Linked DNA regions of Homo sapiens: region 1 is linked to region 2. A link is an interaction called in ENCODE POLR2A ChIA-PET data of the cell type or tissue named here. Cell type or tissue: Panc1. All regions are shown on one strand.

Region 1 (5,000 bases), 83 kb after region 2:
TGTACTTCAGAAGTGATACAACCAAACTTGGCAAAAGCTTGTCAGTTACTCAAAGACTACCTACTGCGTGGTGCTCCAAGTGAAATTCGTGAAGAATTAGAAAAGCAGCTTTATTCTTGTATTGCTCTCAAAGTCACAGCAAATCAAATGGAAATGGAACATTCTTTGATACTAAATAACCTAAAAACATTATTGTGGAAGAAAATTTCCTACACTAATGACTCTTAGTTCATTTGGACATAATTACCATTTTAAGAAACCTGCCACTTTTAAAGAACAATTTTGAGCATTAAAAAAAAATGGCTTCAAATTCCGGCCAGTTACACAAAACTCCTTCCCCCCAGGCCTGAGAAGCCATCAGTATGTGATCACTGAAGTAATGGCAGGTGTAGGATCAACAGGTCCCCAAGATGTCATTCCTGCCCTTTTAGAAGCCCTGTTACATCTCCGAAGTACATTCATTGTGTAACTATTTTGACTGACTTTAAAAACCAATGCTGTGAAAAGCTTCATTCCATAAACATCAACAGTGAGTGATTTGTAGATTTACCTTAGCCAAAATACCAATGCTGGAAGCATTGTGTTTGCATTGAAGCTGCTGTTCAACAAGAAAATTTATAAATTTACTAATGTCTTAGCATGGTAAAGTTTGCACATTAACAGAAATTAAGACTGCAAAGCAGGTTAAACTTGCTTCTTTATAAAACAGATGTTGGGTTAATAGCATGGTTTACTGTATTAAAGACTTATACACCCATTTTTAACCTCATTCAGACATCAAGTTATGTGTAGCTTCACAATGGTTCAAGTGGCTTACTTCAAGAAATCTTATACTTGACAGTACACCAATTTTATTGACTAAAAATGGATGAACTTTCCTAAAGATTCAAAGGGCCCATCTTAGTATCACGCAGCTGACTGAGCCCTTCAAAACTGACATCTTAAGGCCCAATCAAGATCCACATATCCTGATTTTGAACTATGTGAAAGTGGGACTGTAAGTGCAAGACTAAAATAAATTATAGCAGACTTTTTAGTAATAACTTTCCATTTTCAAACAGTATATCCTGTGGGCCAAAGGGCTATTTCTTAAAGAGGCATGTAAATGTATTTATTTATCTAATGTTTTTTTCCCCATGTAAACTTGATATACAAGGTTTAGTATTTGCTCCTCTTTCATATTATTTTCACACGTATACTCAGATTTGGCATGTACCTTTCAACATCTCCATAAAATTAAACACCTTTTGGAGAAAAGAACCACTATTTTCTGCTCAAAGGTTTCGCCTACCTAAAGTGGAACATGTTAAAAATCTATGTGACCATCACTGGACAGCTTTCTCTCAAAACTTTCCTTCAACGCCATGGATTAGCACCAGTTTTGTTTACTTTAAGGTACTTTTCCCATTCATCATCTGGTTATAATAAATGGATGGAAGAAATATTTCCCACTGATGGTTGGTCTGTTGCTTGCCAAATTTTTAGGGAGAGCTGTTCATCATACAACATAAGGGATAATGACTCCTGTCAGGTAAAACAGAAGCCCAAGAAATAACAACTTTTTTTCTTAAAAAGTTAGTTACACTTGTTTTCTTGGAGAAAAAAACCTGTCAACTCCTTTGCTTTTCCAAAATATTTCAGGGTATTTCCTATAAGGTTCATAAGAATAAGAGCTTAACACAGAAATAGTTGCTGTTCATAAGTTTATTATCTATATCTGAAAAAATCATAGAAAATTGCTGGGTTTAGCTCTCAGCAGCCCGCTCCTGAGCTCTGAGGAAGCTTGCCTTCTTTTGAGCTACCCGATCCTTCTTCTGAGCAAGGGACATTTTGGGACGGTTCCACCTACAAAAGATAGGAATATATATTTTTTAAACTATAACTGAAGAGAATAGAATATTTAATTTAAAATTTTAATAAAATTTAATTTTGATAGAGAATATTTAAGACTTTGCAATCAGAAGGTTAAATAATCCAAGTTCAAATACATTTACTTATGTATGATCTTAAGCTAACTTTCCCAAACCCCAACTTCTGTGATGTCCTACTACCATAGGGCCAAAAGTCAAATAGAAGACATGTTAGATTCAGTAATACCACTTCTAGGTATTTGCCCAAATGTTTTGAAATCAGTTTGTCCAAGAGAGTGGCACTCCCATGTTCATTGCAGCACTATATATTAATAGCAACAGATAAATGGATAAAGGAAATGTGGTATACATATACATAATGGATTATTACCCAGTCTTTAAAAATGATGGAAATTCTGTCATTTGCAACATGAATGAAGTGGAGAATATTGTGCTCAGTGAAATAAGCCAGGCACAAAAAGACAAATACTTCATATTCATATAGAATCTAAAACAATGGAACTCACAGAAGCAGAGAGCAGAATGGTGGTTACAGAGGCTGGTGGGTGCAAAGAATGGGCAGATGATAGTCAAGTATAAAATCTCCAACAGGAGGAGTATGATTTTGTTTTTAGTTCTATTGCACAGCATGATGAATATAGAATATCGTACATTTCACAATTAAGAGAATAAATTTCAAATGTTGTTGCCACAAAGTGTTAAGTATTTGAGGTGAATATGTTAAATACATTGATTTAATTACTATACATTGTATTTGTGGGCCATCACATCACTTTATGCTTACATGTTCATTAAGTATTACTTTCTATTCCATTTAAAGATCAAAACATGAAAGATCAACAAAAAGCAACTTGTCAGCCAATAAAAAAATGCAGTAACCAGTACTTAGACTGTACTAGGATAGAAAGAACCACCTCAGTAGTGTCTGAGGCTAACACATTTCCATCACCACAGTTACTTTTGCAAACCTGGTTCCCTTCGCTTCTGCCACATCACGCAGAGCTAGTGATCGAGTTTGCACAATTACACCAACAGTCTGCCCCACGTGGGAACCATTCCCAACCTGTTTTCTTGAAAAGACAAAAAAAAAGACGACATACCTCTTCTTTTTAACTTCTTTCTTGGGCTTCTTTTCATAGACTGGATTCTCTCGTATAGCAGCATGAGCTTTCTTATACATCTCCTCCATCTGAAACAAAGGAAAGCAAACAGTACTTGGTTTCATTTCATGTGCCCTACTATATTAATGCAACCATAACTTATCTTGTCCTTCTAAGCCAGATTCTCAAAAGGAACTAAACTAAATCAATGTTGGTAAACACTTTAACTTCTAAATGTAACTCACCTTTTCCTAACAAATTCCCAATTTTCACCTTATGCAATGTGAATTATCACTACAGAACTCCATCTTACTCAAGAAAAAAATCAGGCCAGGTGTGGTGGTTCATGCCTGTAATCTCAAGCACTTTGGGAGTCTGAAGTGGGAGGATCACTTCAGCCCAGGAGTTTGAGACCAGCTAAGGCAACACAGTGAGACCTGTCTCCATAAAAAAACTAATTAGCCAGGTGGCAATTATTAATGGTGGCATGCACCTGTAGTCCCAGCTACAGGACTACACGTGAGTCCAGGAGGTCAAGGCTGCAGTGGCACAATCACAGCTCACTGGACCCCAGCCTAGATGACAGAATGAGACCTCATCTCTACCAAAAATTAAAAAAAAAAAAAAAAAATTAGCAGGGCATGGTGGTGCACACCTATAACCCCAGCTACCTCGAGAGGCTGAGGTGGGAGAATTGCTTGAGCCCAGAAGTCTGAAGTTGCAATGAGCTATAATTGTGCCATTGCACCCCAGCCCAGGAAACAGAACAAGATCCTGCCTCAAAAAAAAAAAGTAAGAAAACAAAAAGAAAAATCTGCATGTACTTCTGAGAAATTCAGCCACACTTCTTGAGTCACTCTAAATCAAATTTTTGTCTGCAGAAACAAATATTGCGCTTCTCATTTTAAATACTGTCTGACCTAGATTCTTTCATTCAAGAACAAGTGCCAAAAGTATTAAGATATTAAGATGATGAACGTATGGGACCAAGAGTCACAACACTGACATAGCTTAACTGAGACCAAGGACTGGACACAGGCCAACAAGCAAATTCATCTGTCATCCCACAATCCCTAGACTTTTGTTTTCCATCTTTATCTCACAGGCCTTTAAAAGTAATTCCCAGCATTATGTACCAAGGACCTCTCTTCTGTCTTTCACTACCACCAATCTATCCCTAGTATCTAGTGGTAATATAAGGCCTCTAGACCAGAAAGATGTCAGAAGTTTTCCTGAAAAGCCAACCGATCAGATATTTTATTGGGCAATTTTTTGTTTTTTGACATGAAGTCTCGCTCTGTTGCCCAGGCTGGAGTGCAGTAGCGCGATCCCAGCTCAGTGCAACCTCCACCTCCAGGGTTCAAGCAATTCTTCTGCCTCAGCCTCCCGAGTCGCTGGGATTACAGGAGTGAGCCACCATGCCCAGCTAATTTTTGTATTTTTAGCAGAGACAGGGTTTCACCATATTGGCCAGGCTGGTCTCGAACTCCTGACATCAGGTGATCTGCCCACCACGGCCTCCCAAGTCCGGGGATTACAGGCGTGAGCCACCATGCCCCGCCAGGGCAATTTTGTTCTAAAACTCACTGAAAAAAAAAAAAAAAAAAAGCTGCAACTCTCTGAATATCTAATAATTATAGCCCACTACAGACTATGTCACAGTAATCCAGGTCTCTAAAATTATTCAATCAATGTGGAGATGTGATTACTACATGCATTTGCATAAAGATTATTAAAGGAAAATAATGCAAAAATGCTCACTGCATTTGAAACCTCAACTACCTATACCCATTTTGAAAGTTAATTTCCCTACCTCTTTTAGCACTCTATTATAGCTAGCTGTTCACTAACAAATAACAAATCCATTTGATGACTTCATATATAGTCATTCAACAAATCTAAGCAACCCAGTTCCTTCCAAGACGTCAGACAAGCAGACATGTAGATAATGCCTGAATTGAGGTAAAGACCACCTCCTGTTGGAGACACATCAGATGTCTGCACAGGATTTCAGCAGGCACACAGGAGG
Region 2 (5,000 bases):
AAACAAGTCTTAATAAGTTTTAGAAGATTGAGATCTAACAGAGTATGTTTTCTGATTACAGTTGAATTAAAATACAAGTCAGTAACAAAAAGATATTTGGAAAACCCCCAAAGATTTGGAAATTAGATAGTGTATTTCTGAAAATATTTTGAACTGAATGATAATAAAAAATGTGTTAGCATTTTTGGGATGCAGTTAAAGCACTGCTTACAGAGAAATTTATAGCTTTAATTGTTCATATTAGAAAGGAAGAAGTGTTAAAATGTAATATTTAAGTTACCAGAAGGTGGAAAAAAATAAGCAAATTAAACCCAAGAAAGAAGAAAGTAAAGACAATAGCAGATATCAATTAATTAGAAAATAGACAACAGAGACAATAAACAAAACCAAAATGGATTTTTTCAAAAGATCAAAAAAATTGAAAATGCCTAGAAAAAGCTTATTATATACCAATACTGATAATGAAGGAGGAGCATGATTATGTATCTGTAAACTTCAAAAAGATAATCGAATTCTAAAAACAACTTTACACCAATAAATTTGATGCCTTCGATGAAACAAATTCCTGGAAAAATGCAGCTTTCCAAAACTGACACAAAATTAAATTTAAAAACTGAATAGTCTTGGCCTGGCACGGTGGCTCACACCTGTAATCCCAACACTTTGGGAGGCTGAGGAGGGTGGATCACAAGGTCCGAAGTTCAAGACCAGCCTGGCCAACATGGTGAAACCCCCCATCTCTACTAAAAATACAAAAATAAGCCAGGTATGGTGGTGCATGCCTGTAATCCCAGCTACTCGGGAGGCTGAGGCAGGAGAATTGCTTCAATCTGGGAGGTGGAGGTTGCAGTGAGCCGAGATCGTACCCCTGCACTCCATCCTGGGTTGCAGCGCGAGACTGTCTCAAAAACAAAAGCAAAAAAACAAAAAAACCCCAAAAAACTGAATAGTCTTTTATGTGTCAAGGAAATTCACTTTGTGATAGAAAACATTCCTACAAAGAAAACTTCAGGCCCAGAGAGTATCAAAAGTGAATTCTCAAACATTTGTGAAAGACACTGTAAAATCTAACAAACAGCTTCAGAAAATGAAGAAGAAATAACTTCTCAACTAATTTTGTGAGGCTAGTATAATTCAGATACTAAAATCTAGTAAAGACATTATGAAAAGTTAAAAATCTCTTATGAACATACATAAAGCTGTTTAACAAAATATTAACAAATTGAATCCAGCTATAAATAAAAGGATTAATACAACATGACCAAGTGGGTTTTATCCCAGGAATATAAAATTGGTTTTGTATTTGAAAATAAATAAATGTAATCCACCACATTAATGATAAGGAGAAGAAATGTGGCCATCTCAATAGACACAGAAAAAGCATTTGACCAAAATCAGCATGGGGCTTAAATAAAATCCAGCAAACTGGAATTAGAAGATAGTTTCATCAATCTGATAAAGGGCATCTACAACATGACTTCAGCTAACATCATTCTTAGTAATAAGCCCCTGAGGACTATGCCTTTAATATCTGGAACAAGGCAAGTGCAGGGAGCCGAAGGCCCATGGGACATGACCAACTCAGCATTCCACTGGAAGCTATATGATCAAACAGCAAACTGTTTATCATGAATGCAGGATATGAGCAAACTCACAAGTGCTCCTGCCGACAGAAGATTTGCTGGACTCAATCACTCCCTGACACCGACGTTATCTACTGCGACATCTAGAGCCTGTTGTTCGAAGAATGCAGTCTTGAAAGCCTACTCCGGACCGAGCAGCTGACCCCTTCTTCCACCCACCTTCTCACTATCTCTTTTGCCTAGAAATACGGAGGGCTGTGTAGAGCTCAGGGCCCTTGTCCACTAGAGGCAAGGTGCCCCCTGACTCCTTCTTCCAAATATACTGTTTTGTCTTTGTCTTCTATTCCCGCATTCACTCCCTCTTTTTTCAGTTCCCCTTGATCCGTGCGGGTTATATAGTGGCGCCCTGAACAGCGACAGAATTGGGTGCTACACAGGCAAGGATACCATTCTCAAAATTTCTACTCAACATTTTTCTGAATGTCCTTGCCAATGCAATAAGGCAAGGAGAAGTAAAAAAAAAAAAGATTAAAAAGGAAGAAGTAAAAGCTCCCTATTCTCAGATTATTTATATAGTAGAATATCCTGAGGAATCAATTTTAAAACTACTATAAACAATAAGTAAATTTAACAAAGTCTTGAGATACAAGGGCAATAAAAAATTAACTGTTTTTACTTAAATAAGATTTAAAAACCAATTATCTTTTAATAGCATCAAAAATACTTAAGAATAAATTTAACAAACATGCACACCTCTACACTGAAAAGTATAAAATACTGCTGAGAGAAATTTAAAAAGATTTAAATAAATGGAGAGGTATGTTATTTGAGTCCCTAAATTCTGTTTCAGTTGAAGCCAATTAGAGATAGACTTTCCATGGACTAATAACGAAAAGAGTCTCAAGTAATATGCTGGAGATTGTAGTTTCGTTTTTGTTTTGTTTTGTTTTGTTTCGAAATATTCCATCATTTCTGTGTAACACTAAGCCTGATGGTTGGATTTGAGTTTAGCAGACCTGCCCCAGATGGAAGCCTGTTAAGACACTGGGAATTAGATTAGAAGTTATGCTCATCAACTATGCAGCTGTAGATTAGAGCAGACGATTCCACTAGTACATATGTTGACAGAATGGGGCCAGTGGTGGTTCATATACCTGTTTGTTGTCAAATACCAGGTCTAGATGTTTTCCTCATCCTCAAATGAGAGATCACATAGCAATATGGGACTTATAAAACTTTCAGAACAAAGGGAACATCATTATGAAGATTTAGAGGAAGAGCAACTCTCTGAAAATTATTTATTATAGAAATGTAAGAAATTTTGAAACTTTTCTAGCATCCTTAGTTGATTCAGGAAGATATAGCCTCTGTGGAACTGAAGTATAAAAGTATAAGGAACAGGCTGAGTGAGGTGGCTCATGCCTGTAATCCTAGCACTTTGGGAGGCCAAGGCAGGCAGTAACAAGGTCAGGAGTTCGAGACCAGCCTGGCCAATATGGTGAAATCCCGTCTCTACTAAAAATACAAAAATTACCCAGGCGTGGTGGTGGGCGCCTATAGTCCCAGCTACTCGGAAGGCTGAGGCAGCAGAATCACTTGAACCCAGGAGGCAGAGGTTGCAGTGAGCCGAGATCGTGCCACTGCACCCCAGCCTGGGCAACAGAGTGAGACTCCATCTCAAAAAAACAAAAACAAACATACATACACAAAAAGTATAAGGAGCAAATAGGCTGAGATGAAAAGGGAACAATAAGCATGGAAAGCTACAGGTAAACTGGACATGAAATAGCAGTGAAGATATAAACTGAAGACAGTGTTAAAAGCAGGATTCACCCTGAGGTGTACTGAAGCAATGATGTGGAAAACAGATTTGAGAAATTTTCTCAGAATGCAGAGGAAAAAAAAAAAAGGAGATGAAAACTGTGAGGGAGATGGTAGCTATGGATGACAGACTTTTCTACAGCACCAGTGCCAGAACTTGTGAGCCAAAGTTTTCAGGGGAAAAGGTTGTGACTAGAGAGTGTTGTACTGGCTGCATTTTGTTTCATTCTCGAAGGTTACAGACATTCATGTATGCCAGGGTTCAAAATATGCTGTGCACATAGCCTTCTTGGAGAACTAAAACAAATGAACAAAGTTTTAATTGACTGAAAGACAAATCAAAATGAACTTAAGAATAGGATTTATGTTACTAAACACCTTCAGACTTCCAGAGGACTGCCAGCAAGTATAGGGCCCTCCCGAGTTCTTAGAATCCTCATCTTAGCAAACCGCATTGATTGAACCGTGTCCATGGATGAGTCTGCAGAAATGTGTGTCGTGTTGGCATCTGGATTACACTTAAAAGCAAACAGTTCCCTCATGAGTTATTCTCCCCGGACGAAATTGTGTAGTTGGGCGCAAATAATTCGTCTGGAAAACCCTCTCCCTGAGGCATTATTTACCACAAGATCCAGAAGTTCAATTAAATAAGATTACAGTACAATAATGCTAAAAAAAAAAGAAAAGAAAAATTTCTCCAAAAAAACTGAAAAGAAATATTTCAAATGTTAAAAAATTAAATGACTACTAAGTTGTGATTTTCAAATCTTCTACTTTTGAAATGAGCATGTATTTTTCAATAAAACTATAGATAAAGGAAAATTGATTAAAATGCTGTTAACTAAGCAAAAGGGCATACAAAATAGTGAAACGAAAGCCAAAAACAATTAAGATTTTAATTAAACAGTTAAACTAGAGAACATAAATATTATTTAAATAGTAGTATTAGCTTAAACAATGTAAAAAGGAACATTTAAAATACTAACCTTTTTAGATTTAAAATTCTTAAATTTTAAAAACAGACGTTAAGTTCTTTGTGACTGCTCTACCAGGAAAAAAAAATAAATAAATAAATGTGAGGTCTTAATTTCTTTGTGCAGTAACCTCCAATCTGAGGCAAACAATTAGAGCACATTCTGATGACCTTCAAGCTTGAGGGCTTTCCAGGTAATTGTTCTTTAGGTGGAGAGCCAAGGGCTGAGGATAGAACTCCTGGTCCCTTTCCTTGTACCTTTTATAGATGACTTGCTTTCACTATCTTACTGACTACCCTGGTTTGGTACTTGAAAATAGAGGCAGGATCAAACTTTTAGCCTTCACTTTGGATCCTGTTCTTACCTACTGCCCAACTCCGAGGAGCTGGTCTTTCTCCAGACAGTACTTCCACTCCAGAGATGTCCTGCCCAAGACTGACGCACAGTTGCTCTCCCACTGAGCCAGGTTCCTCAGGTCCCACCGTCCTCCTGTCCTCAAAAGCACTTAGGATGTAGCAAATTGTCTTATTGTTTTACTCCCGACTAGCAAATTCTCCTTTCTAATTAGTAAGCCTATATATGCTACCTTATACTTATGTCAATTTTTTTGCAACACATTGCA

Evidence for each region. ChIA-PET counts read pairs that join two places held together with the same protein. Peaks named below come from ENCODE experiments on the same cell type or tissue, not always from the same donor. Only the 100,000 strongest peaks of a DNase experiment are listed, where the experiment ranks them.
Region 1: POLR2A ChIA-PET joins it to region 2 with 5 read pairs; 5 of 35 experiments call an interaction of 5 or more read pairs at or near these places.

What each region holds. Positions count from the first base shown.
Region 1 is chr1:92,838,611-92,843,610 of GRCh38, reverse strand. It overlaps RPL5 (ribosomal protein L5), which reads right to left. Exons shown (of 8, transcript NM_000969.5): 7 at 2,972-3,060; 8 at 1,687-1,845. The coding sequence ends at 1,746. DIPK1A (divergent protein kinase domain 1A) reads left to right here. Exons shown (of 5, transcript NM_001006605.5): 5 at 1-1,444. The coding sequence ends at 228. SNORA66 (small nucleolar RNA, H/ACA box 66) reads right to left here and starts at 2,892; the gene lies at 2,760-2,892. In Panc1, no CTCF peak of the experiment used is centred here; no DNase peak of the experiment used is centred here.
Region 2 is chr1:92,921,419-92,926,418 of GRCh38, reverse strand. The region is part of intron 1 of DIPK1A (divergent protein kinase domain 1A); the gene reads left to right. Among named protein-coding and RNA genes, the nearest start is that of DIPK1A, 38 kb to the left of the region's middle. In Panc1, no CTCF peak of the experiment used is centred here; a DNase peak (open chromatin) is centred at 2,589; H3K4me3 peaks cover 293 bases.